Regions from separate parts of the Homo sapiens genome. Here all the other regions are linked to region 1. A link is an interaction called in ENCODE POLR2A ChIA-PET data of the cell type or tissue named here. Cell type or tissue: Panc1. All regions are shown on one strand. Links, peaks and the distances in the headings refer to the core of each region. The heading gives the core; the rest is flanking DNA. Region 1 overlaps CTNND1 (catenin delta 1). Region 2 overlaps LOC105369313 (a long non-coding RNA gene). Region 3 overlaps YPEL4 (yippee like 4).

Region 1 (10,365 bases), core at 2,833-6,832:
CTGGTTGGAGGTGAATGGTTTCTGTGCTTGTTAATAAAAACGTTAAGAGCTTGGGATGATAGTTTTGAACATCAGTGTTTCAAAGAAAGTATGTTTGGATATCAGTGTATTTTTTAAATCACTGTTTTAGCCACAAAACTTTAGATTTTGTTCATGTATTGGGAAGCTTATGAGTTTAAGAACCGAAATTAGTTTTCTTGGGTAATTTAAAAGGTATTAACAAGGAACTTGCCTACAGGAGTGAACTGTAGGTAATAAGGATGTGAATAAGTACAAATATTCTTTCATGTTCTCTTCCCTCAAAGAAGGGTTAAATGACACACAAAGCTGAAGTAGGGATTGCTCTGCCTAAATTATGCAGCTGCCTCCAAGGTTTCCAATAGAGCATTGATGTAGCCTGGCAGGGAGATTGTAAGAAGGCAAGAACAACTGTTCTGGTTAGAACTAATGAGGGGGAAATTAGGGTATGGATTGATTTGTATTTAATTGTTTAATGTATTTTTCGGAAGTAATTTTTTTCCCTAATTCTACTTGGAATTGCATGTTATTATTAAATATTAAGCATTGAGAATGGGGCCTGAATTTACCACTTTATTCAGGGATCGTGTTCCCTGTTTTTAGGGCCACTTCTTCTCCAGTGAGCCCTTCAGTTTGATTGGTGTGGTGTGGACAATTTAGATCAGGCATATAGTGGGGGAATTATAAAGAGGCAAAGAATTTTCTTATCTTTTTTTTTTTTTTTGAGATGGAGTCTTGCTCTGTTGTCCAGGCTGGAGTGCAGTGGCACGATCTCAGCTCACTGCAACCTCCGCCTCCCGGTTTCAAGCGATTCTCCTGCCTCAGCCTCCCAAGTAGCTGGGACTACAGGTGCGCGCCACCACGCCCTGCTAATTTTTTGTATATTTAGTAGGGATGGGTTTTACCATTTTTGCCAGGTTGGTCTCAAACTCCTGACTTCATGATCCGCCTGCCTTGGCCTCCCAGATTACAGTCTTGAGCCACTGCGCCCGGCCAGAATTTTATCTTAAAGCCTTCCTTGCTGGTCAGCAGTAGGTAATTTGGTCATGACTTTCACAAAACATGTCCCAGGTTGGTTGATGTGATGTGATGACAAAAGCACTTCTCAACTTTTTATTTCAAACTTGCAGGAAAGTTGCTCTAGCACAGTAACTGGTATACTCTTCATTTGCCTAGGTATCATTTGTTAACATGTTGCCACAAATGCTTTATTCTATATTTTTTGGTAAATATGCTAACCAAAAAGGGAATTTCCAATCTGAGACTTCCATAATATGGTGAGGCAAGGCAGCATAACATAATGATTAAGAGTATGGATGGGGAGCTAGACTGCCACGGAGGAAACATGTAACCTAGGGCAAATTGCTTAATCTCTCTCTGCCTTGGCCTCCTTGTCTGTAAAATGGGGATAATATTAACCATCTTATAGATTGTTGTGACACTTAAGTTATTTAATGTATGTGAACTTTATAGAGTAATGCAGAGCTCCTAGTAATGTCTTGTGTTTGCTATTAGAATGGATGCTTCAAAGAACTCAAATTTCGTTTGTTGAACTAATGCCCTTGAAGGTCTTTTTTTTTTTTTTTGAGACGGAGTCTTGCTCTGTCTCCCAGGCTAGAGTGTAGTAGTGCAATCTTTGCTTGCTGCAACCTCTGCCTCCCGGGTTCAAGCAATTCTCCTGCCTCAGCCTCCCGAGTAGCTGGGACTACAGGTGCCCGCCACCACGCCCGGCTGATTTTTGTATTTTTAGTAGAGGAGGGGGTTTCACCATATTGGCCAGGCTGGTCTCGAACTCCTGACCTCAAATGATCCACCCACCTCGGCCTTCCAAAGTGCTGGGATTACAGGCGTGAGCCACCATGCCCGTCCGAAGGTCTCTTAAAACCTGAGAATCTGTGGTAGATGTAGGTGCTTGCATTACAGAATATATGGGCTTCCTGAGTGGGTAAAGCTAACTTTTAAATTTTTTTAATGGGAAAAAATTAGTAATAGGTAATATTGGAGAGTTGTGTGGGTGAGGTTCAAAACAACGGTAGTATGAGAATGGATAACTTTAGTAAAGTGAAGTGTCAGTGGGAGGAAGATAAACAGAATGATTTGTATGATTTGTGGACATCATCCTTTTTTTTTTTTTTTTTTTTTTTTTTAGACAGAGTCTTGCTCTGTCGCCCAGGCTGGAGTGCAGTGGCGCGATCTCGGCTCACTGCAAGCTCTGCCTCCCGGGTTCACGCCATTCTCCTGCCTCAGCCTCCCGAGTAGCTGGGACTACAGGCGCCCGCCACCACGCCTGGCTAATTTTTTGTATTTTTAGTAGAGACGGGGTTTCACTGTGTTAGCCAGGATGATCTTGATCTCCTGACCTCGTGATCCGCCCACCTCGACCTCCCAAAGTGCTGGGATTACAGGCGTGAGCCACCAAGCCCAGCCAGACATCATTCTGTATTTGCAACCCTTATTTGTGGACATTTATAAAACTGACATGAGTTCATGAATGCTTCCTGTGAGAAGTGTGCTTCTAAGAAAGGAGTCAGCTTTTATATGTGGAAAAGCCAAGCTGTGGTCTGTGGGAAATACATATGTGTTAGATACAACCTTGCCTAGAAACTTGCGGGTTTATTCCAGCCTAGGAATTTTCCTTCTCTTTTCCTCCCTTTTCTTCATACTTAAGAACCCATGAAACTAGTGTTCTAAATAGTACTTAAGCCAATTTCTTTGAATAATTTTTTTTTTTTACATTTTTATTTTAAAAATGAGACAGAGGCTGGGCGCGGTGGCTCACACCTGTAATCCCAGCACTTTGGGAGGCTGAGGCAGGCGCATCACTTGAGGTCAGGAGTTTGAGACCAGCCTGGCCAACATGGTGAAAACCTGTCTCTACTAAAGATACAAAAAAAAAAAAATTAGCTGGGCATGGTGGTGCATGCCTGTAATCTGAGCTACTCGGGAGGCTGAGGCAGGAGAATCGCTTGAACCCGGGACCCGGGAGGTGGAGGTTGCAGTGAGCCGATATCATGTCATTGCACCCCAGCCTGGGCGACAGGGCGAGACTCCGTCTCAAAAAAAAAAAAACAGAGAGACAGAGTCTTGGTATGTTGCCCTGTCTCCAACTCCTGGGCTCAAGTGATTCTCCTACTTCAGCCCCTGGAGTAGCTGGGACTACAGGCACACACCACCTTGCCTGGCTATTTAAGCTAATTTCTTTTGGCACTCTGTAGCCTCCCACATTCAGTTCCTCACATTTATTTTACCTATAATTTCTTCTACCAATTCTCCTGTATTTTCTCCTTTTCTTTTGCTTTCCTGTTCTCTGTGGTGTCTTCCTTTGTCTCTCTTTGCCTCCTCTTGCCTCCCCTATCTTTTTTTTCTTTTAGGTTGGGTTTCCTTTTTTTCCCTTTAGGTTTTCCCTTAGGTCTTCATGGGCGTTGCTTTGCCTCACTAACAGTTAACATAAAGACGTATTTCTGTTTCTTGTACCCATGTGCTAAAGGTACAACTGTTAGGATACCACTTCATTTCAGTTAGATCTAGTTTAGGCATACAATTGTAATCCAAGAAGACTGATCTCTTCTAGTGATTCAGATTGGTTTTATCTTTGATTTTTAGATTTCATCTGCATTTCTTGATTAATTACTCATTTTGGTTTAGTTGACAGTTGAGCAAAAAAAAAATTACTTTCTCCGGAGTAAATCATCTGTTTTATTTATGCTTTCTATGTTGTTCTATGTTGTAGTGCAGTAGCACATTAGGAGGTATCTTTGTGGAGTGAAAAGATTTTTGTGGCTGGGCGCGGTGGTGGTTCATGCCTGTAATCCCAGCACTTTGGGAGGCCGAAGGCAGGTGGTTCACCTGAGGTCAGGAGTTTGAGACCAGCCTGGCCAAAATGGTGAAACCCTGTCTCTACTAAAAATACAAAAATTAGCCGGGCGTGGTGGCGGGCGCCTGTAATCCCAGCTACTCGGGAAGCTGAGGCAGGAGAATTGCTTGAATCTGTGAGGTGGAGGTTGCGGCGAGTGGAGATCGCACCACTGCACTCCAGCCTGGGCAACAGAGTGAGACTCCGTCTCAAAAATAAAAAATAAAAAAAAAAAAGAAAGATTTTTGTTACACGGTTGGGCTCGGTGGCTCACACCTGTAATCCTAGCACTTTGGGAGGCCGAGGCAGGCGGATCACGAGGTCAAGAGATTGAGACCATCCTGGCCAACGTGGTGAAACCCTGTGTCTACTAAAATTTCAAAAATTAGCTGGGCGTGGTGGCACATGCCTGTAGTCCCAGCTCCTCAGGAGGCTGAGGCAGAAGAATCCCTTGAACCCAGGAGGCAGAGGTTGCAATGAGCCGAAATCGCGCCACTGCACTCTAGCCTGGCGAGAGAGTGAGACTCCATCTCAAAAAAAATAAAAAAATAAAAAAAAAGAAAAGAAAAGATTTTTGTTTTAGGAAGCTCATATTTTAAGAAACTAAAATATATTCTCATGGTTGAGGACATAAGACATTGTTATAGAAACTAGGTCAACTTCTCAATACCTTTATCAAAGCACCTGCAGTTCCCATTTCATTGCAAGTGAAGTAAATCTCATTGAAATAAAGTAGCTGGTGTATATTCAGTACACTTTTAAAATAGCCTATTTTAAAAGAGAAATTGGTGCCAATCTGATTTATTTCCTGCTTTGTTGGAATGGGGGAAGTTCTGTAACCTCATTGCTGTTCTGCTCTCTATTGACTACTTTGTTAACTGGGGCACAGTTGGCCTCTTGGATGTCTACCGTGCTGAAGGTCAGCCAAATAGGCAGGTAAGACTACCTAGGCCTCTTCATAGGCCTAACTAAGATCACAGTTGGAAAAAAAAAAGTATAGAAAAAGAAAAGAAAGTTGTTTTTTTTTTCTAAAATTTAACTTTTTGTATTCATTGAAGAAGGAAGTAAAACATCTCCATTCAAAAGAAATTTGAGAGTCTGTTTATGCCATACACTGAAGTACAACAATAAACAAAATAGACCTACTGTTTGTTCTCAAAGAGCTTACATTCTAGTTGTGAGAGACAAATAATAAGCGAGTAAATATGTAGTATGTCAGAGTGTGGTAATATTATTGAGAAAAAAGTAAAGTAGAATGAGTAGTATGGAGGAAAGAACGTCTCAGGGTGGGGGTGAGGTTATTTTATATAGAGTGGTCAGGGAGGGTCTCATGTGTAAGGTATGTTTGAGAGAGACCAAGAGAAATGGAGGATGGAGTCATGTAGATATGAGGAGTAGGAAGTGCAAAGGCCCTGAGGCTGGTTATTGCCAATGAACAAAAGAGATTGAGGGGAGGGAAGGAGAAGTAAGAGACCTGTCCAGAGAGGACCAATGGGAATGTATTTTGGGGGAAGGGGAATAATGTAGGGTCTTGTTGTATACTATATTGTACAAAGAAAAATTATCTCCACTTCAAACCCCAGAGACAACGGCTGTTACCGAATTTTTGTGTCTTTCTTGTAACTTGAGGTAGCACCTGACCCAACCTCCATATTTCTCCCATTGTGGAATCTCCATGAAAGTATAGTTAGCAGATAATTTGCATAGTAGCAGATTTTGCATAGGTTGATTACCTTTGTCTTAGAGAATGATAATAAGGCAGCTACTTAGAATAAGCTGATATGTTTTTGGGAAGTGGGATCAAAATTTTTCTTTTTCTTTTTTTTTTTTCTTTTTTGATACAAGGTCTGTCTCGGCAGTGTTAACAATCTCAGCTCAGTGCAGCCTCCGCCTCCCACGCTCAAGCCATCCTCCCACCTCAGCCTCCTGAGTAGCTGGGACTATAGGCATGCACTACTACACCCAGCTAATTTTTGTATTTTTTTTTTTTTTTTGTAGAGACAGGGTTTTTCCCTGTTGCCCAGGCTGGTCTCAAACTTCTGAGCTCAAGTGATCTGCCTGCCTCGCCCTCCCAAAGTGCTGGGATTACAGGTGTGAGCTACTGTGCCCAGCCCCCAAATTTTTCTTTCCAAGAGAAATACTGTATATTTCTCCATCTTCTTATCTAACTAGTCAGTTTTCTATAAGCAGGAGTGACAGCCTAGACCTGTACAGTTTCCTTTTGAGGACAAAATTTATTGGTTTGGTTTATGTGCTTTTGACCAAATAGGCTTGCCCCACTTGTCTGCTGCTTCTCCTTTTGCTCATTTGACCAAAAAGCTCCTGTTTCCCCATGCCCTGATTGTTGAGAATTCATGGCTTTGAGGACCCCTTTATAGGTCACCATATCCGTATTTCTGTCTTGCACATTGGGAGAGATGATTATCCCTGAAACTAACTTTCCTTATGTTTGTTTAGGCATTAGAGGTTATTAAAGCACATCCTGAGCCACTTTACCTAGTTGACTTTGGAGTTGAGGAAGAAGCACCAACTATTTAGTGATTTGATGTTCCATGCATATACGAAAGTAAAAGGATATTTGATTGAATACCTATGTCTTGAATCACACACTGTTACTTTCCCTCTTAAGATTTCTGGTTTAGCTGGTCTGTCCCTCAGTGAGAGTCTCTGTCTCGTTCTCTCTCTCTCTCTCTGTCTCGCTCTGTCTCCTCTCTCTCTCTCCCTCTCCCTCTTTCTCTCTCTTTCTCTCACCCGTCTCCTCCTCTCTCTTTGGAGTTTTTAGCCCTGGCTCTTAACCTGGTTACCCTCTGTTCTTTCCTTTAATTATGCTTATCTGGTTGTCATCTGGTTACTTAATATTAGGGATGCCCTCAACCAAGAAACTTTTTTTCTTCCCATCTCCTCCTTTGTTCAGGTAACTGTATCGTCTTGCATGGGAAATAATCCAGGCAATCAGAGATTACCCAAAATTTTGAAATTGTTTTAAACAACTGGTTTATATGTATTACTTCATCATATATAGATGGTGTGAGATGTTTGTGGTTGTCTTGAGAGTTTTTTGAGATAGAGCTTTGCTCTGTCATCCAGGCTGGAGTGCAGTGACATGATCATAATTTATTGCAGCCTTGACTTCCCAGGCTCAAATGATCCTCCCATCTCAGCCTCCATCACATCTGGCTACTTTTTGTGTTTTTTGTAGAGACATGGTCTCTATATGTTGCCCAGGCTGGTCTCGAACTCCTGGGCTCAAGTGATCCTCCTCCTTTGGCCTCCCAAAGTGCAGTAATTACAGGCATGAGTCACTGTGGCCAGCCTGAGAGTACCTGAGATTATGTTTTTTTTTTTTTTTGAGACGGAGTTTAAGCTCTTGTTGCCCAGGCTGGAGTGCAATGGCACGACCTCGGCTCACTGCAACCTCCACCTCCTGGGTTCAAGTGATTCTCCTGTCTCAGCCTCCTGAGTAGCTGGGATTATGGGTGCATGCCACCACGCCTGGCTATGTCTTTTTTTTTTTTTTTAAATTAAAAAATTTTTTTGGCTGGGTGCAGTGGCTTACATCTGTAATCCCAGCACTTTGGGAAGCTGAGGTGGGCGGATCGCTTGAGGTCAGGAGTTAGAGACCAGCCTGGCCAACATAGCAAAACCTCATCTCTACTAAAAAAAAAATATAAAAATTAGCCGGGCGTGGTGGTGGGTACTTGTAGTTCCATATACTCAGGAGGCCGAGGCAGGAGAATGGCTTGAACCCTGGAGGCGGAGGTTGCATTGAGATTGCACTATTGCATTCCAGCCTGGGCAACAGAGTGAGACTCCGTCTCAAAAAACAAAACAATTTTATTTTTGGTTTTGTTTTAAATGTACCTTTATTGTTTGACTTTGGGATCTGGGAGAGAGTATGTCTTTTAATGCCATTCTTCTTTCTTGAGTCTTCGGTGACACATGTTTACTTGTGGGAATATTTCACTTTTTAGTTCTTTTAAAGACCTTTTGCTATTCGCTTGCTCTTACTCAAACCAGAAGTTAAAGTGGCTTGCATAAGTGTCAGAGGTAACCACTTGGATCCAGAGTTTCTGGTTCTCTCTCTGTTGTCAAGTGGTTTAGAATTATCTAGGGTCTTTAATGGTAGATTTAAGACTTTGGAGTTCTTTTGGGATAGAATATGCAACCAGGTTTTGAAAATTTGGCATAGCTCTTTGTTCCTTGAAGGCCATCTAAGATGTTTTAAACATAATTGTGTTCTCCAATCTGCAGTGTACAGAGGGATATCCTACAATGTAGCAACTCGGGATTCCAGAGAAGATGGTGCTGGCAAGTGAGACAGTTCTTCCTTCTAGGTTCTAAGTCTGCAGTACAGGAGTTAGGACTGTGCCATTCCAGCCATCCTTATATTTAGATTCATGCTTTCAAAGAGCCTCTAATCTAGACTGAATAATGATCTGAGCTGTCTGGTGAGCAGTAAAACTGGCCCAAATAATGTATTTTATAACCAGTGCCCTTTTAGCAAGAAAGTCAGTGGGTTGTTAGGGATAGGCCACTACAGTGGTTCACAACAGGCCATAAGAGTCTATGAGGGTTTATTTATTTATTTATTTATTTATTTATTTATTTATTTTGAGATGGAGTCTTACTCTGTTGCCTAGGCTGGAGTGCAGTGGCGTGATCTTGGCTCGCTGCAACCTCCGCCTCCCAGGTTCAAGTGATTCTCGTGCCTTAGCCTCCTGAGTAGCTGGGATTAAGGCATGCGCCACCATACCTGCTTAATTTTTGTATTTTTAGTAGAGGTGGGGTTTTGCCATGTTGGCCAGGCTGGTCTCAAACTCCTGACCTCAGGTGATCTGCCTGCCTCAGCCTCCCAAAGTGCTGGGATTACAGGTGTGAGCCACCATGCCCAGCCTATGAGGGTTTTTTTTTTTTTTTAAGACATGAATTCCCAGACTTCCCTGTAGAAACTGATGTAGAGGGGGGATTTAATTTTTTCAAAAAGCTCCCTAGGTGATTCTGATCATTCACGTTTGAGGATCACAAAACCTGAATATTTGAATTAAGCTTACATGTATATGTTATTTCTCAGGTGGATGGTTATTTAGTTAAGGTGAGAAGTAGAGCCAGGCACGGTGGCCTGTGCCTTTGGTCTCAGCTACTTAGGAAGCTAAGGAGAGACTTGAGCCCAGGAGTTTGACACCAGCTTTGGCAATATAGGGAGACCCCGTCTCGAAAAAAAAAAAAAACAACACACACACACACACACACAAAACAAGAGAAGTACAGAAGATGGTTTATTGTAGTAGACATGACGAGAAGGTCGTTAATTTGAAGTGAAGTGATTTACCTCTGTGTCCTGTATTGTTTTGGAATTAAAGATGTTACCTCTTGATTTGGGGGTTATGCCAACACTTAGCATGGTATGGAGGACTCGCCTATTGGGAGGAAGGGAAAACTTTAGACTGTATCTGTGGTTTTAAATTGTGGAACAAATTCAGGAGAGGATGTTAGCATTGAAATTTAGCTGGACAATTTGTTTAAAACTGGACAGGAAGGGCCAATGTTACTTCCTGTCTGAAAAGGAAGCGCTGGCTTCCTTCCCTTCCTCCTTGGTTAACTCTGGCCAACTTGGAATATGGGTGGGGGAGGGGCTGGTTATGTTAGTAATCGTGTTACCACTAATGTTCGTGTATAGCCGCTTAAGGTTTACTCTTTTCCTTACTTGAAACATGTAGATGGGTGCTGTGTGTGCTCCTGTTTCCTTGTTCTTATATGGGAGCCCTGTACTAGGTTTGAGTTTAGTCTGGGAAGCCTAATCTCTCAGACGTTACTTTTACATTCAACCTTATATACACCTCCCTTGTATTTTCTGACATTTGAAAATACACCAAAGAGTTGGAGGGAAGAAACTGAAACTCATTTGACACGGAGCGGGGTAAGTTGTGGAAAGGAGAACATAATTGGGCAGAGGGGAGTGGATGACAGAGGTTTCTTATTTTTGAATTGAGCCAAGAAAGCATTCCTTCTAAGTGGGGCCAGTTGGCACTGTTACTGCTATTTTAGTTCAGGCTTCTCCTTCCTACTGACCAGTCAATTGTATTAAGTGTTTGATGTGAGTTTGAACTGAGGTCTCAGGAGGGGAGGGAGCGAGGGAGGGTGGTGGTGGAAACAGCTGGTGCCTTCATCAAGCTATCTCAATTACTCTTCAGAGTGTTTGGGGGTGGGGGTTGGTGGCACAGGAATTAGATGTGTGTTAGCAGAGTCTCAGCAACTCTTATGTAGTGGGTTTGAATTCTCAGGCACTCTTAATGCTATGTGGGATGTTGGCTAGTTGGAATGTAGCTAAACCTTTCCCAGTCACATTCTTCTGCCTCGCCTCCCTGTAATTCTTTCAGCATTGGGCCTGCTTTGGAGAAAGAGGGGTGTGGGAAGTTAGACAGCAAAACAGATTCATCCTTCCTACCCATTGAGTATTCAGCTTAGGTCTTGGGCCCTCCAGAGGCTTTCTTCAT
Region 2 (10,365 bases), core at 2,581-6,580, 720 kb after region 1:
TCAAAACTTACTACCATAAGATATCATTTCAGAACTACTAGAATGGCTAAAATCAAAAAGACAGACAAAAGCAAGGGTTGGTAATGATTTGAAGATGTTGGAGCCCTCATTCATATCTGGTAGAATTTTTAAATAGTGCTGTAAAATATCTTCTCAAAAGGTAAGCATAAAGTTACCATAAAACCCACTAACTCCAATCCTAAATATATACCCAAAAGAATTGAAATGTATGTTCATAACAAACTCTTGTAAATAAACGTTCATAGAAGCATAATAGCCAAAAGTGGGAAAAAATGTCTATCAGCTGATGAATGAATAGCCAAAATGTGGTATATACATAGAATTGAATATTACTCAGCTATACAAAGGAATGAACTATTGGCACATGCTACAACATGAAGACAGAAGAAGGTAGATTTGTGCTTTCCAGGGAATTGGAAGAGGGGAGAATGGAATGGAAAGTGATTGCCAATGGGATTTATTTTTAGGTGATAGAAATATTCTAAAATTAGATAGTGGTGATGGTTGCATAACTCTGTAAATATAATAATAACCACCAATTTTACATTTTGAAGCATGAATTTTATGGCATATAAGTTTTATATCAATAGCACTATCATTTTTAAACCATAAAATGTTATGCTGTAGTCTGACACAATTAACTATAATTACGTATAGCACATGGATAGATCTCTAACGTGAACTCTTGAGTAAAAAGTCTATGAAAAAAGAATGAGATCTATAGCACATCATTTATGTAAATTTTAAGAATATTCAATATTTTTAAAATATTGTAAAATATTTAAGAATATTTGTAAAATATCGTTTCCAAGGAAACACATACATCTAAATATATTAGACTTAATGCTTTTGCAACAAAGGAAATGGGGGGAAGAGTTGGAGATTAATATTAAGGGAGAAAAATAGTTAAATAATAGGATAAGAGGGACAGAGACCAATAAACGTAGAGTGAAATAAACCGTGGAGTATAACAAACTCAACTTTATGAACCTGTGTTTTTCATCCCCGCAAAGTGGAGGCCTTTGTTGAAGACTGATTCAACCTCAGTCTACCAGGTTAGCTTCATCTCTGAATTATCATTACTCTGCCTAGCATACAAAATGCAAGCAATCAATCGTGACACTTACCACCAGAAATTATCAAGAACTTACCATTTTACAACAGTGTTTGACACTCAATAAATATATGAGCACTCATGCCACATAATTATTTGAGTAAAAAGCATTTCTCTCAAAAAAAATAGATGGAATACCTTATAGAGTCCACTTCAAATGACAGACAAGAAACAACTGTTTTTTCCTCCAACAAAACTGAGTAAGTCATTCCAAGATAAATAAGACAGCAGACATGAAAGTAATACTTCAACATAGGTTCCACTCAGCCATGACAGTCCATTGAATGAAGTTTATCCATGCCATCCAGAAAGAGAAAAATCCAATAGCAAATTCTGTTGGGGTTTCCTTCATCTCTCAGGCATTTTTCTAAATTCAGGGTTTGCTTACACTACAGAAATACGTCAACAAAAGCAGCCACAGATACGTGCCTTGGCAGATATCAGTAGATCATGCAAAGTGAATGCTCTAAAACCTTTCAACTGAGAACTGATACTGCCAAAACTGGTATTTGACTGCATACACCCATTCCAACACTTACTCACCATCTTCTTCATCCAGCTAGATGCTAGAGATGGAGAGATGAACCAGACTGTTCCTAATCTCAAGAACTAATACTGTCAGATGGCAATGACCAAAGAAATGATAAGTGCTTGAAATGATGGATACCCCAATTATACTGATTTGATCATTACACATTGTATGCCTGTATCAAAATATCAAAAATATATATTGTTATGTACAATATACACATGTATATTGTATACATGTGTATTGTATACATGTGTACATTGTACAATGTACAATATAATGGGTACATAATAATTAAAAATAAAAATTTTAAAAATAAACAAAAGCTCACCCTCAAAAAAGAAAAACTAGAAGAATACAGTTTTCAAAAAAATACACTTTGAAGTCAGACAGCAAGTTTGGATGTTGAATCTGTATCTATCAGCTGTTTAGCAAGGTATTTGGTCCCTTTAAATTTTAGCTTCTACATTTAAATAATCAGAATTATAGCAGGAATTTAATACAGATTTTATAAAAATTAAATGAAACTAAAAATGCCTGACCAGAGTCAATGCTTGGCAAATGTGACCTTCTCCTGCTCTCCCCTGCTGTTGAAGAAATGGTGTGTGAATATTGAAGGATGTGCCATTGCAGATATGGAAAAGTGAAATAAAGTGTATTCTGATTGTTATGTGCTCAGAAAGCTGCAAACTTAATTGAGATTTTGCTTTCACAAGAACTTTCCTAAGGGCACTTTGACCTCCCCTATTCTTTAGGCTATGGACAGAGGGTACAGGGTAGGAATGACTATGGCAAAATAGGAATGTAATTTTGTCTGTGTCCACAAAAGGGCTGCATCTGAGCTGTGAAGACAGGAGAATGATGATCCTAACTGAAGGTGGACACCACAGTGAGGTTGGAAGCACATACATAATAGTCCTTCTGTAATTACACATGGGGCAGGGGGATGAGGAGATCAATGAATGTAAACAGATATGTGATCATGATACTTAAAATGGGGAGACAGTCACTGAAACCCATTGGAAAGAAAATGACTGACTCACAAATGGCAGGACTCAGCATAGTAAATATATAATTAAAAACCTATTGTTATGTGGTAATTCTATTTTTAGTGTTCTGAGGAACTCCCATACTGTTTCCACAAGGTTATACAAATTATCTTACATTCTCATCAACAGCGCACCATGGTTCCCTTTTTATACCCTCGCCAACACATTATCACTCATCTTTTTGATAATTATATACACAATGGAATACTATTCAACCTTAAGAGGAGGAGAAATCCTATTATTTGTGACAACCTGGATAAACCTGAAGGGCATCATGTTAAATGAAATAAGCCATGCAAATAAAGACAAATATCATATGATCACTTATATGTGGAATCTAAAAAACAAAGCTAAATTCATACAAGTAGACAGTAGAATGAAGGTTATCAGAATTTGAGGAGGGAGGGAGGTGAATGGAGAAAGGCATTGATCAAAGGGTACAAAGTTTCAGTTAAACAAGTGGAATAAGATTTAGTGAACTATTGTGCAGAATGGTGACTATAATAAACAATAATGCATTTCATATTTTAAAATTAAGTCCATTTTAAATATTTTTACCACAAAAGTAGTAAGTATGTGAGGTGCTAGATGTGTTAGCCTGATTTAATCATTCCATAGTGTAAACATATATCAAAACATCACATTTTGCCCCATAAATATATGCAATTATTATTCAATTAAAAAGATTTTAAAACATATTATTATTATTTACAGTTATACATTTGACCTTATTACTAATATAAAGTGCCTTCAACTATATCTAAAATGACTAAAATGACTAAAATCATGAAGTAAACAAACAGTTAAAAAATAAGGAATTCACAATTAAGTTTCCATTTTAGGGTTAATATTTCTTGTAACAAAAAAGCAACAGTTGAATAATACTTATCCTATAATTTAAATCACATGCTGATAGAAACTCTTATTTCCAATCTGGGTAGACTTATATGTGATATAAAGAAGTTCAAATAATTATAACTGTCTATATAGAAATAACATTATTTCTCATGCAGCAAAAGGTAGCCATAAGAAAGGGGAAGCCTGGCAGGGGTGTGAATTTCAATAGAAAAATGCAGCTACTACCAATCTCCAGCTCAGCAAGCAGGGAGTTGAGGGAATAAAGACCTCAGCATCTCTTTCCTCCTGCCTTTTGATCACCAACTGGCCAAATCCATGAAGCCACAAGGAAAGGGAGTCCAGATCATCTAGTTTATAAAGTGAGCCTCCTGTGGCATGGTGCACCAGAGAAATGGCAGAGCAGGATGTAGAGGGAAAGACAGAAATGACAAAATGACATCTGTGACTGCCTAGAGAATAAAATTCAACTTCCATATCCAACCACCAGTATGTATACTATGAGGCAGTCAATATGCTTGCTAGGGTCTAGCTTATAGCAGGTGCCTCACAAATGTATATTGAAATAATAAGCCTATCAATCAATGAATGATGGAATTCAAGTGACCATCTGGCCAAGTCAAACTAGCCCTCTCGTGGCAGAGTTATACACATTCTGGAGTGCCCTTTAAATATTTTTGTTGGATGTGGACTGAGTTAAATACTTCATGAATGAAACAAACACAGGTCGGCAGATGATCATGAACCTTCCAAGAGTTTTAGAGGTGTTTTTCTGTTTTATTTAAAAATAAATAAAAACATTCATTCCTGACTTAAAAATAATCACAGAACATTTATGTTTCTTTGGCTCCTCTCTGTTTTCCTCTCCCTCTCCCTTTCTCTCTCTTTCTCTTTCTCTTGCTGTGTCACATAGGCTGGACAGAGAAGAAATCAGAAGAAGCTCAAACCTGTGTAGAATACTGTCTGCCTTTAAGAAGAAGAAAACTCTGCCATATGCAACAACATGGATGAACCTGGAGGACATTACGCTCAGTGAAACAAGCCAATCACAGAAGGACAAATACTACTTGATTCCACTTTTATAAAGTATTTAAAATAGCCAAACTCATAGAAACAGACAGTGAATGGTGGTTGTTAGGGGCAGGGGGAGGGGGCAATGCTGAGTTGCTCGAAGGGTATAAAGTTTCCATTATGAGGCCAGTTGCAGTGGCTCACACTTGAAATCCTAGCTCTTTGGGAAGCTGAGGTGGAAGGATTGCTTTAGCCCAGGAGTTCGAGGTTACAGTGAGCTATGATAGTACCACTGCACTTCAGCCTGGGGGACAGAGTGAGATCCTGCCTCCAAAAAAAAAAAAATTCAGTTATGCAAGATCTGCTATACAACATTTTACCTATAGTTAACAATACTGTACTGTGCAGTTACAAATTTATGAAGAGGATGGATTTCATGTTGTGTTCTTATCAAAATCTTTAAAAAAGAAAAAAAGAAAAAGGAGGCTGGGGGCGGTGGCTCACACCTGTAATCCGAGCACTTTGGGAGGCCGAGGCGGGTGGATCACGAGGTCAGGAGATCGAGAACATCCTGGCTAACAGGGTGAAACCCTCTCTTTACAAAAATATAAAAATTAGCCGGGCGTGGTGGCGGGCGCCTGTAGTCCCAGCTACTTGGGAGGCTGAGGCAGGAGAATGGCGTGAACCCGGGAGGCAGAGCTTGCAGTGAGCTGAGATCGCGCCACTGCACTCCAGCCTGGGCGACAAGGCAAGACTCCGTCTCAAAAAAAAAAAAAAGAAAGAAAAAAAAAGGAAATAAAGACTTTTGCTTCTGACTTTAAAATACAGAATGTTTTTGTTTCAGTGGTTTCTCTCTCTCCTTTTTACTTGTGCTGTGTAGGTGGGACAGAGGACAGACCAGAGGCAACTTAAACCTGTTCGGAATGACTTCAGCAGGTCCTGGGATATGAAGGTCCCTCCTAAATCAGAAGAGAGTATCTTAAGTTACATATCTGTTATAAAGAACATCTCCCCGTGTCCCCAAAATATAAAGACACACTAAAAATACATATGACCCAAGGAGAGAACCCACACAAGTGTGGGTGTGATTCACAAAGTTATAAATATCACTTGCATAAAGGATGACTCAGAGAAAAATAATTTAGAAAGAGACCAAGAACATTATTTTATTAATATAATTTCTTCTGAGAGAAAAATGAGGCTGAAATATATGACACTGCTTTCCTGTTTCTCCCCAATAATGAACCCCTAAATGGGGTTGATAGGAAGAGTCTGCTATAGATCACTCCTGTTCTCAGTTACCTCTTCCATGAAATGAAAATGCTAAGAATAATATCCACCTAATAATAATATGAAAAACATTAGGTAATATTTACTGAGCTTTACTATGAGTTAGAAATCAGCCTGCAGCAATTATGTCATGAAACCTCTACAAGCCTGATGAAAAAGATACTACTGTCTTATGATTGCTACTTTAGAGATGGGAATTACAAGACTTAGAGGTATTTTAGTAATTTCTTCCAGGTTGCATCACCAGTAAATGGCAAAAACAATATTCAAAACCAAGAAGTCTGATTTCAGAAGCCACAGCCTAAATACCAGGATAAATATCTCTTGATTAAATAAGATAAAGCATGTAATAGTAAGCACTCCATATATGAAAGTGACTACTATATTTCATCTAAGTCCTGCTTCTATGCATTCTACACTATTATCCCATGCTAGTCCACACGTGGAATTTCTTTCTTGTGTTAGTATTTATTTCAGTCTGCAGGTTCTTTCCATCTCTGCTGATAGGAAGGATCAAAATTCACTTAGAGAAGATTTTTCAATTCCTAAGAAGACTTAGCATCTCTTCAGCATGCTCTGTGAATTTCAAGGCTCTTGATTGAAGCTTCTTATCCTCTATGCATCCATGTGCTCATTAAATTCTGAAACAAGGCTCATGAACCAAAAGAAAAACGGTTAAGAACCACAGCTCTGGCTCTGATGACTGAAGCATGACTTCTGTCTCTATTTATGAGGAGTTGGGGTTTGGCACTTTTCTTCCTACTTTGAGCTTTCTGTGTTCAATGCCTAATACCACTTAGATTTTCCTTCTGTCAAAGCCCTACGGAATATTGGTACCATCACATGAGTTTTAAAAAAATTCTATGTTGTTGAAAAGTCTAAAAGTTCAGAAATAATACTTAAAACATCCCCATCTGAGATTTAAGTGTTCAGTAGGCTATTAAAGATGCTGAGAAGTACTGTAGTAATGTAACAGCAAGCTGTTTAACTTACCTGCTTATGGAAAGCTTTTTCATATGTAACCCTGTTAACTCCCCATAGCATTTTGCTTGGGGAAAAAAAAAAGTAGCATTAGACAGAAGTGTGTAATCCATGAAATTCCTGGATTGTGTCCCACTGAATACAATGCATCTCAGAATTACACTCTTTGTCCATTTCATGCCAGTTTTCAGGACAGCACATATACAATTTTCCCATTTTCATAATTCTCTCTCATTAGCTTGAGTGTTCCATGAGGATACATTTTTGTCATGTTTACCTTTAAAATACCATCACACTGTCTAGAATTTATTAGTTATAAATAAACACTTCTTGAATAAATGAATTACTCAGAACCTTTTGTTTGTTTCATTGGTGGTGAATAGAGTAAACAACCGTTCCAATTTGCCCAGAATTAAGAAATTTTCTGAGATTTGGGGCTTTCAGTGAGAAAACAGATTGTTCCAGGCAAACTAGGACAAATTGGTCATGCTATGCGGTGGTGATTTTTTATTTTGTTGATTTTTGCTTTTAATTATCATATTTGTCCACTCTGTGTGTGTGTCCAGATTTTAGCTAAACACTAGCCATGAATTAGTGTGTTTACTTCTCAAAACAGCCTCAGGAAATATGTATGATTTCGTCTCCATTTCACAGATGAAGAAATCAAGGCAAAATTTTCATGCCTTGGCCACAGATACCCAGCCTTACCCTGCTGTCTGGTTCTAGAGTCTGTGCCCTCCAAAATGAATTCTGCAGGTACAGCAAAGAGCATAAGGTCACGAAATTCATCTTTGAAAATAAGAGCTCAGTAATTCACATAGAAAATAATGTGGACAAGCACAATCCATTCCCTGCTGGGTGAGATAGAATGTGAGAGAAAGAAGTCTGGAAAGCCATAATCTTAACATTAATCCAAGATGCGAGTGAATTTGAATTTGAGCTTTTAATATGTTATATACAGGCCAAGCAAGCTGAGAGCTATTTTTAGCTCTAAGTTATGAAATACAATCACATGGACAGGTGGCCTACATTTTCAGTTTTATATTTGGTGAGGAGTTTTGCAGTCAAAGTGAGAATGCCATTGCACCGACCAGGTTTGGAAAAGGCAGCTGGAGTCCTACAGATTCTGAGCATGCTGAGCAGGACAGCTAGGTGGTGGTGTGGAGTGGGAGATAGAAAATCTGGAGCCTAGACTCAACACCACCAGTCTATCTATATGACATGGGAAAAAACATTTGAGATTTCTTTTTTTTTTTTTGCCTTAGTTTTCTCATCTGAAAAAAGGTAGAACATGATGGGGAGGTAAGAATAGAGTATAAAGGGTTTGTAGGCCAGCAAAAGAGTGAATCGGTATCCTGGTTCTATCACTTAGCATCTGTATCTGAGCCTTAGTTTTACCATCTATAAAATGGGAAATCTGATTCATAAATCACAGGTTATCATTTAGTAGAAAATGATGACACTTCTTCATCTGTTTAATCCTTGATAAGTCACTTCACATATTTGGGCCTTGGTTTTATCAACTATAAAACTAGGATAATAACCTAAATGTTAACAGGGTAATTATGAGAAACAACAAAGGTGAAAATGCCCACCAGAGCTCACAGCACACACAAAACCATCAGGAAGTATTTGAGGAGGGGACAGCTTCTAAGGCTCTTTACATCTCTAGGAAATGTGAATTTTGTGCACACTAGCCACTGTTTTCTGCTTACTTCAAGAAACAAGTCTAAAGATTTAGGATCTTATCTCTGATGTTCTTAGCAACACAAATAGCAATCTTAAAGAAGGTAAAACATTATTTGGCCATCAGAAATTATCATAGAATTAAGAGTGGATGAGGACAGCAAAAGAAACAAATAGAGTAAAAAGGGCAACTTACAGAATGGGAGAAAATATTTGCAAACTATGCATCCAACAAAGGTCTAATATCCAGAATCTATAAGGGACTCAAATTAACAAGCAAAAAACAAACAGCCTCCATTAAAAAGTGGGCAAAAGACACAAACAGTTTTCAAAAGAAAACATACAGTGAACAAGCATATGAAAGATGCTTAAAATCACTGATCATTAGAGAAATGAAAATCAAAACCACAATGAGATACCATCTCACACCAGTCAGAATGGCTATTACTAAAAAGTCAAAAAATAACAGATGCTTGTGAGGTTGCAGAGAAAAGAGAATGCTTATACACTGTTGGGGGGAACATAAATTAGTTCAGCAATTGTGGAAAACAGTGTGGCAATTTCTCAAATAACTTAAAACAGAATTCTTATTTGACCCAGCAATCCTATTACTGGGGATATGCCAGGAGGAATATAAATAGATCTGTCATAAAGACACATATACGCATATGTTCATTGCAGCACTATTCACAAGAGCAAAGACATGGAATCAACCTAAATGCCTATCAACAGTAGACTGGATAAAGAAAATGTGACACATATAACCTATGGGATAATATGCAATCATAAAAAGAAACAAGATCATGTTCTTTGCAGCAACATGGATGGAGCTGGGGGCCATTATCCTGAGTGAACTAACACAGGAACAGAAAACCAAATATCACATGTTCTCACTTGTGAGAGCTAAACATTTGAACACAAAGAATGGAACAAAAGACACCAGGGCCTACTTGAGGGTGAAGGGTGAGAAGGAGGAAGAGGGCTGAAAAACTACTTATCAGGTACTATGCTTATTACCTGGGTGACGAAATAATTTGTACACCAAACCCCCATGACACACAATTTACCTATATAACACACCTGCACATGTACCACTGAACTTAATAAAATAAAGTAAAACAAAGTAACTATTTCATACAGGGAAAAAACAGCAAATGAAGAGATCTCTCAGATTAGATTCATTGGGAAATAGACTCTGAGACTGAGATCTGTGTGCAGATGGCTCTCCAGGAAGGACTCTCAGGAACAGCATCTGTAAGGGAGAGATGGCAGCAGAATTAGAGAGAGGGAGAAATTGTGCTGCAATGCAGTCTCAATAAAGGCCTCAGCCAATCCTTTAGGGTGCTTGGGAGCTGAGATGGCTCTTGGGAGCTGTGTCAAGGAAACAGGACAAGCAGGGGCAGGCCTTCATACTACTCACTGGCCAATCTTGGATGACACTTCTACAGCTGTTTAATCTTCACCTGGAGCCATAACCTCAGGGGAGGTGGCTCCCATTGACTGAAGGAAATTCTTCGAAGGATTTCAGCTAGGAGATCCAGGTAGCACACAATCACATCCACTATCATAGACACTATTGTTTACATAAGATGCGCTTGGAATTGAAGAGAGAAATCTGACGAGCAGCCAACGAGGGACCTAAAAAGAAGTGGTTGTTGCAATTAACTTGAAAGTCAGCATACTGGCTCCTGGACACAACGTTGTCCAGCTTTAGCCAGGCTCATACATTATTCAGATAAAAAGTGACCATTATCTGAACAGAAAATCAGTAATGTGTTTATAAGGACAAACGTGTTTGTAAGAAAAATGTTTCTGACTCTATCAAAAAC
Region 3 (5,477 bases), core at 1,478-5,477, 130 kb before region 1:
AAAGGAATGCACCAGAAAGGAAAGGGGGTTAACTCGAGAGGATTGCTCCCCAAAGAAAAGGACCTGTGTGCTGCTGGCATCCCATACCTACAGCTCCTTCCCTGGCTCATGAGGCATGGAAAGACCTCACTCCTTCCCTGAATCCACTTACCTTTCTCAGCACCACTCCCTCTTGGTCACGGGGTGTTTGATGGTAATGCTGCTTGAGGGCACACCTGTCTGGGCATCCAAGATTTGGACAGCGTTGCCCATGACTTAATCTTAAAGATTAATAGGATCCCTTGAATCAACCCACAGAATGATTCTCCCAGGACCAATTACAAGGAAATTGAGGCCGGGTGCGGTGGCTCACGCCTGTAATCCCAACACTTTGGGAGGCCGAGGCGGGCGGATCACCTGAGGTCAGGGGTTCAAGACCAGCCTGGCCAACATGGTGAAACCTCGTCTCTACTAAAAATACAAAAATTAGCCAGGCGTGGTAATGCACGCCTGTAGTCTCAGCTACTTGGGTGGCTGAGGCAGGAGACTCTTGAATGAATCTTGGAGGCAGAAGTTGAAGTGAGCCGAGATTGCGCCACTGCACTCCAGCCTGGGCAACAGAGCGAGACTCCATCTCAAAAAAAAAAAAAAAGAAAGAAAAATTTGAGAGCAATGACTCAGCCATTTACTTCTCTGTCTCCCACAGTGCCTAGTAGGCTTAATTAAAACTTGTTAAAATAAATTGAATGAGAGGAATATTTGGGGAGCTTCTTTAAGAAGGCAGCTAGTATTCCTGGTCTTTTGGCTAAGATCAAGTGAAGAAGGCAGCTAGTTTGTGCCTGGTTTTCAACAGCAGAGTTTGGGACTTGAGAAATCTTCCCTAAACTTTGGTGCAAGAAATGGGTCCAAGAGGAATAGGGTTTTGAGGTCCTCTGCTGGACCCTGAGAGGGATCTTGGCATCATGAGGCATGTAGAAACTGAAAGATGGGTCAGACTCCCCTGAGGCCTTAGTTGAGGGATGTTGGACATCTCTCCATGGCTTGCCTTTTTCCCTTGCCCTTTTACTTCTGTGCCTTCCAGTTCTAGTCCTCCTTTCTCCTGCCCAGACAGCCTCTCCATTCTGATCACAACAACAGTATTTGAGATAGTACAGTTAGCTTTATTTCCCTTTTTTTTTTTTTTTTAAGACAGAATCTCACTGTCGCCCAGGCTGGAGTGCAGTGGCGCGATCTCGGCCCACTGCAACCTCTGCCTACCAGGTTCAAGTGATTCTCCTGCCTCAACCTCCTGAGTAGCTGGGATTACAGGCGTGCACCACCATGCCTGGCTAATTTTTGTTGTCCAAGCTGGTCTGAAACTCTTGGCCTCAAGTGATCGCCCACCTCAGCCTCCCAAAGTGCTGGGATTACGGGTGTGAGCCACCGCACCCTACCATATGTTCCTTACTTTCTCCAGTCTATTAAAACTTCTATTTGAGCCTCTTGTCTGGGCACAAATAGCCATTTGATACTGCCACTCCACTCTAAAAAACAATAATTTTCCCATATTTCCCTAATACCATTGGGATTAAATCTAGATTCCCTAAATAGTTTATGGCTCCTGCTTCTCTTTCCTTTCATGTCCTCTCACCCACTTTTTAAGGAGACAAAGTTTTGCTCCAGCCCAGGCTGGAGTGCAGTGGCGTGATCATGGCTCACTGCAACCTCAGCCTCCTGGGCTCAAGTGATCCTCCTGCTCAGCCTCCTGAGTAGTCGAGACTACAGGTGCAGGTATGGCTTTTTTTTTTTTGAGACAAGATCTTGCTATATTGCCCAGGCTAACCTCAAAGTTTGGCCTCAAGCAAGCCTCCAGCCTTGGCTTCCTAAAGTGCTGGAATTAAGGCGTGAGCCACTGCTTTCAGCCCACAAGCAACTTTTATTTCCTTCAATTAACTAAACTTAAGTTACTTGACACATACTCTGTCTGAAATACTTCCATCACTTTTGCCTTTGCCTACCTAACTTCTTATCTTTCAAATGCCATCGTAGTCATCGCTTTTGTGAAGCCTTCCTTGACTCCTTACATCTAAGCTGAGTTCCTTTCCTATGAGCTCCCAAGCTTCCTCCACGTCCCTGCTTAGATCCCTTATTATCATCTTCTACTGGGATTTCCTGGTTATTGCATCTCCTACTGGACAGAAAGCTCCAGGAAGTCAGGTCACAGCTGCCTTATCTTCACCATGTGCTTAACATCTAGTGCTTAACACAATGCCTGGCAAGTAATAGATGCTTTATAAATATTTGGAATATTAATGAATGAATCTGGAAAGAATATTATAGCTTACCAAAAAATGATCTTTATGATGTATATGGTCTCCCCTGTAACTGTTGGGCACCCAACAACAGTAGGGATTTCATACCACTGCCAATAAAATGTCCCTTGGGTCATATGGTGGCATTGATGTTGCGATTTTGAGCTTTTTTTTTTTTTTTTTTTTTTTTTTTTTGAGACGGAGTCTTGCCCTGTCGCCAGGCTGGAGTGCAGCAGCACGATCTTGGCTCACTGCAACCTCTGCCTCCTGGGTTCAAGTGATTCTCCTGCCTCAGCCTCCCAAGTAGCTGGGATTACAGGCACGTGCCATCATGCCTGGCTAATTTTTGAATTTTTAGTAGAGACGGGGTTTTGCCATGTTGGTCAGGCTGGTCTCAAACTCCTGACATCAGGTGATCCACCAGCCTCGGCCTCTCAAAGTGCTGGAACTGCAGGCGTGAGCCATCGCGCCCGGCCTAATTTTTGAGCTATTTTGTTTCACTTCCCATCAACTGCCAGAGCAGCACTTTGGCTGACTGATTTTCCTTTTAGCCTTAAGTGTGCCCATGAACTGACCAGAGCATTACAGAACCAGGCTGAAAAGCCACGGGACTCAAGAAAATCCTTATTCTGAGATGAGCCTCTTTCAGAGCCCGATCCTGGATCTAGGCAAAATGGACTTACTGTCAGGGGTGCCAGCAGACACAAGCGGTTTTGGATGCTCTCGCCGAGTAGCTAACAAAACCCACCCCTCTTACTAAGGCAAAACTTCACCTGAACGCTTATTCCCCGGTAAAAGCTCAAGCAGTAGTCTTGCCATAGACAGGGCAACTGCTGCCCCCTAGTGGTATAAAGGGACAGGCCCGGGTGGGTGGGGGTGTGTGTGTGTGACGGGGACAGTTTATGGGTACATGCACAGGGAAAGAAAGTCAGAGGACAGGTTGCCTCAAGTTGCTTTTTCCCTTTTTATTAAAAATAGACTCAAGCACTTTATGTATCATACAAAAGTTTCATTCGCTGGTGGCAGCCACGGGAAAGACTGGCCCCGTAGCACTGATTTTCCACCTCCCCTCCAGGGGACTGGGTCCCAGGAGCAGTGACTGGGCCTCAGAGAAAGCCCATAAAGACTGCTTACTCTGGAAGCAGCCGACTAGGGGCTGTTCCGCGAGCAGCTGTCCCCACCCCACCCAATGGCAAAAGTTAGATACTCGAAAGTGCCTCTTCAGTGCCAAGATAAACTAACAAGTGGAGTGAAATGGAAAACCCTTTGATTATTTTACTATTTCCCAGGGCCTGGGATTTGAGTTTTCCCTGCACTCAAGTCCTTTTCCCTACAAATAGGGGTAGGAAACTTCATCCTCAGAGACTCTGGTCTCCTGGTGTCTGAGACCAGAATTTCACTCCAACCCAAGTCTTTTCTCATCTGCTGTTCTGTGGTCCATGATCTACTTGCCCTGTGACCCAAGGTTTGTCCTCTGTTCACTCAAAAAGAGGTGGAGCAAAAACGGATTCCTCCCACAATCCTCTCTGCCTGAGTCTATGCCCTGCCATCGCTTCCATGTTCAGGATCTTGGGAACAGAAAGACCCACAACCATCCCTTTCCCCCAGTTCTGTCTCTCCCTGACTGCTGCCCACTCCTGAGCCTTAACACCCCTGGGGTACCCCCAGACCCCTGTTCTAAAGGGTGCCTGGTAGTGGATATGGTGGAGGCAGGGGAGGGGTTGGTTGGAGCCAGGTTTCCCCCAGGGGTGGGGCAGTACTCATGCTGGTATAGACTGCTTGGCAGGGCCGTGGGGAGGGAGGGGCATGCGGAGGAAGGGCACACCCTGCCTGAGCCCCTCAGTCCCAGCCGTTGTCCTTCACCATGTGTGACATTTCAATGATGTATTTCCCTTCCTTGTACTTCTGGCTCGTCTCAAAAGCTTGCTCCTGGTGAAGGAGAAAGCAGTGATTGTAGGACAAAGCAGTTTCCTTCCAGGCCCCACTGTCACCTGTATGGCCCCCACCCCAAGGGTCATCCACCTAGCCCAACCCAGTGACTAGTTCTTTCTTTCCTCTTTGGACCATGCAAGGAAGGACCTGACATGGTCACTGGTGCTTGAAGGGCCATGGGGACTGCCACTTTAGAGGGTGACCCTCTTCCTCAGGTACTTACATATTTCCAGCCCAGTGTGGTTTTGCAGCTCTCACAGAAAATGTCAGCTACCGAGTGGAGCCCCGTGAGCAAGAGGCGCTGTTCAGCTGGCCCGCAACCCACGTTGACCCTGTCTCAGGAAACAGGAAGGACCCAGCACCCAGTGGGGTTGCACTGTCAGTCCAGTCCCCAGACAGCCCAAGGGAACTTCCATCTGGAGAGAACTGGACAGCCCCTGCCTTTGATAATCCACCCCTTTAAGACTAGAGCCTGGGCCTTCTTTTTCCACCGTTATGATTTCAATTCTCCCCCGGCTCCCCATGTGAGAACTTCAGATTGAGACCCTCTTTGCAAAAGGGGAGGCAAAGACTGAAGGCACAAGATCACCTGATGGATTCCCCCCTTTCTCCACAGAGGAAAATTACTCACTCACACACAAGCACAAGCACACGCACAAGGAAAGAGGTAGACTCACACGGAGTTAAACAGGTAGGCTCGGCCATGGCTCCCTTGGAAGGACTGTGGAGACATAGGACAGACAATGACTACCAAGCAGCCTTCAGCCCCACTGCCTGAATCCCCGCAGGGGTGTGTAGGAGAGAGGAAGAGCTTTGCTGCCTCACCCCTGGGTGATGTTCAGGCTAGCCTGGTGCGCGAGAGGAGGGGAATGGCAGGTCCCCGCTTCGCGTACCTTGGAAATAAGCTCATCGTGTTTGGCCAGGTGTGCACGGCAGTGGACACAGCTGTAAGTGCGGTGACAGCGGGGCAGATAGCTGCGGAAAGTCTTGGTGGGGAGGCAGGCAGGGCCCGGACCGGGGTCACAGCTGGGCATGACGGGCTGGAGGACAATGCCCTGGTGGGCTGGAGGGGCTGGCGCCGTGCAGCCCCCGCAGAGACGGTCGCAGGTGAAGCAGCGGAGCAGGTTGGCTAGAGCCGTGTTTCAGGGCAGGAGAAGTGTTGGGGGGCTGCCCGGCCAGGGCCCCCCCAGACGAGAACCAGATAGAAATAGAAGTCACCTGGGAAGAGGGGAAAGGACATCAGGGGAGCTGCGACCTCAGGAGGACCCCTCCTGA

What was found. Peaks named below come from ENCODE experiments on the same cell type or tissue, not always from the same donor. Only the 100,000 strongest peaks of a DNase experiment are listed, where the experiment ranks them.
Region 2: POLR2A ChIA-PET joins it to region 1 with 6 read pairs; 4 of 35 experiments call an interaction of 5 or more read pairs at or near these places.
Region 3: POLR2A ChIA-PET joins it to region 1 with 5 read pairs; 9 of 35 experiments call an interaction of 5 or more read pairs at or near these places.

The regions. Positions count from the first base shown.
Region 1 is chr11:57,766,248-57,776,612 of GRCh38, forward strand. All of the region lies in intron 1 of CTNND1 (catenin delta 1), which reads left to right. The region is part of intron 2 of TMX2-CTNND1 (TMX2-CTNND1 readthrough (NMD candidate)); the gene reads left to right. Among named protein-coding and RNA genes, the nearest start is that of CTNND1, 9.6 kb to the left of the region's middle. In Panc1, for the core only: no CTCF peak of the experiment used is centred there; no DNase peak of the experiment used is centred there; H3K27ac peaks cover 1,856 bases.
Region 2 is chr11:58,488,217-58,498,581 of GRCh38, forward strand. LOC105369313 (a long non-coding RNA gene) reads right to left here. Exons shown (of 5, transcript XR_007062673.1): 4 at 9,957-10,174; 5 at 5,720-9,788. Among named protein-coding and RNA genes, the nearest start is that of OR5B21, 15 kb to the right of the region's middle. In Panc1, for the core only: no CTCF peak of the experiment used is centred there; no DNase peak of the experiment used is centred there; H3K27me3 peaks cover 211 bases.
Region 3 is chr11:57,641,872-57,647,348 of GRCh38, forward strand. It overlaps YPEL4 (yippee like 4), which reads right to left. Exons shown (of 5, transcript NM_145008.3): 2 at 5,096-5,420; 3 at 4,880-4,923; 4 at 4,426-4,534; 5 at 3,216-4,199. The coding sequence starts at 5,236. The coding sequence ends at 4,110. The region is part of intron 1 of MIR130AHG (MIR130A host gene); the gene reads left to right. Among named protein-coding and RNA genes, the nearest start is that of MIR130A, 3.4 kb to the left of the region's middle. RefSeq lists an enhancer at 1,399-1,898. In Panc1, for the core only: CTCF peaks have their summits at 3,111 (motif pointing left) and 3,330; a DNase peak (open chromatin) is centred at 3,090.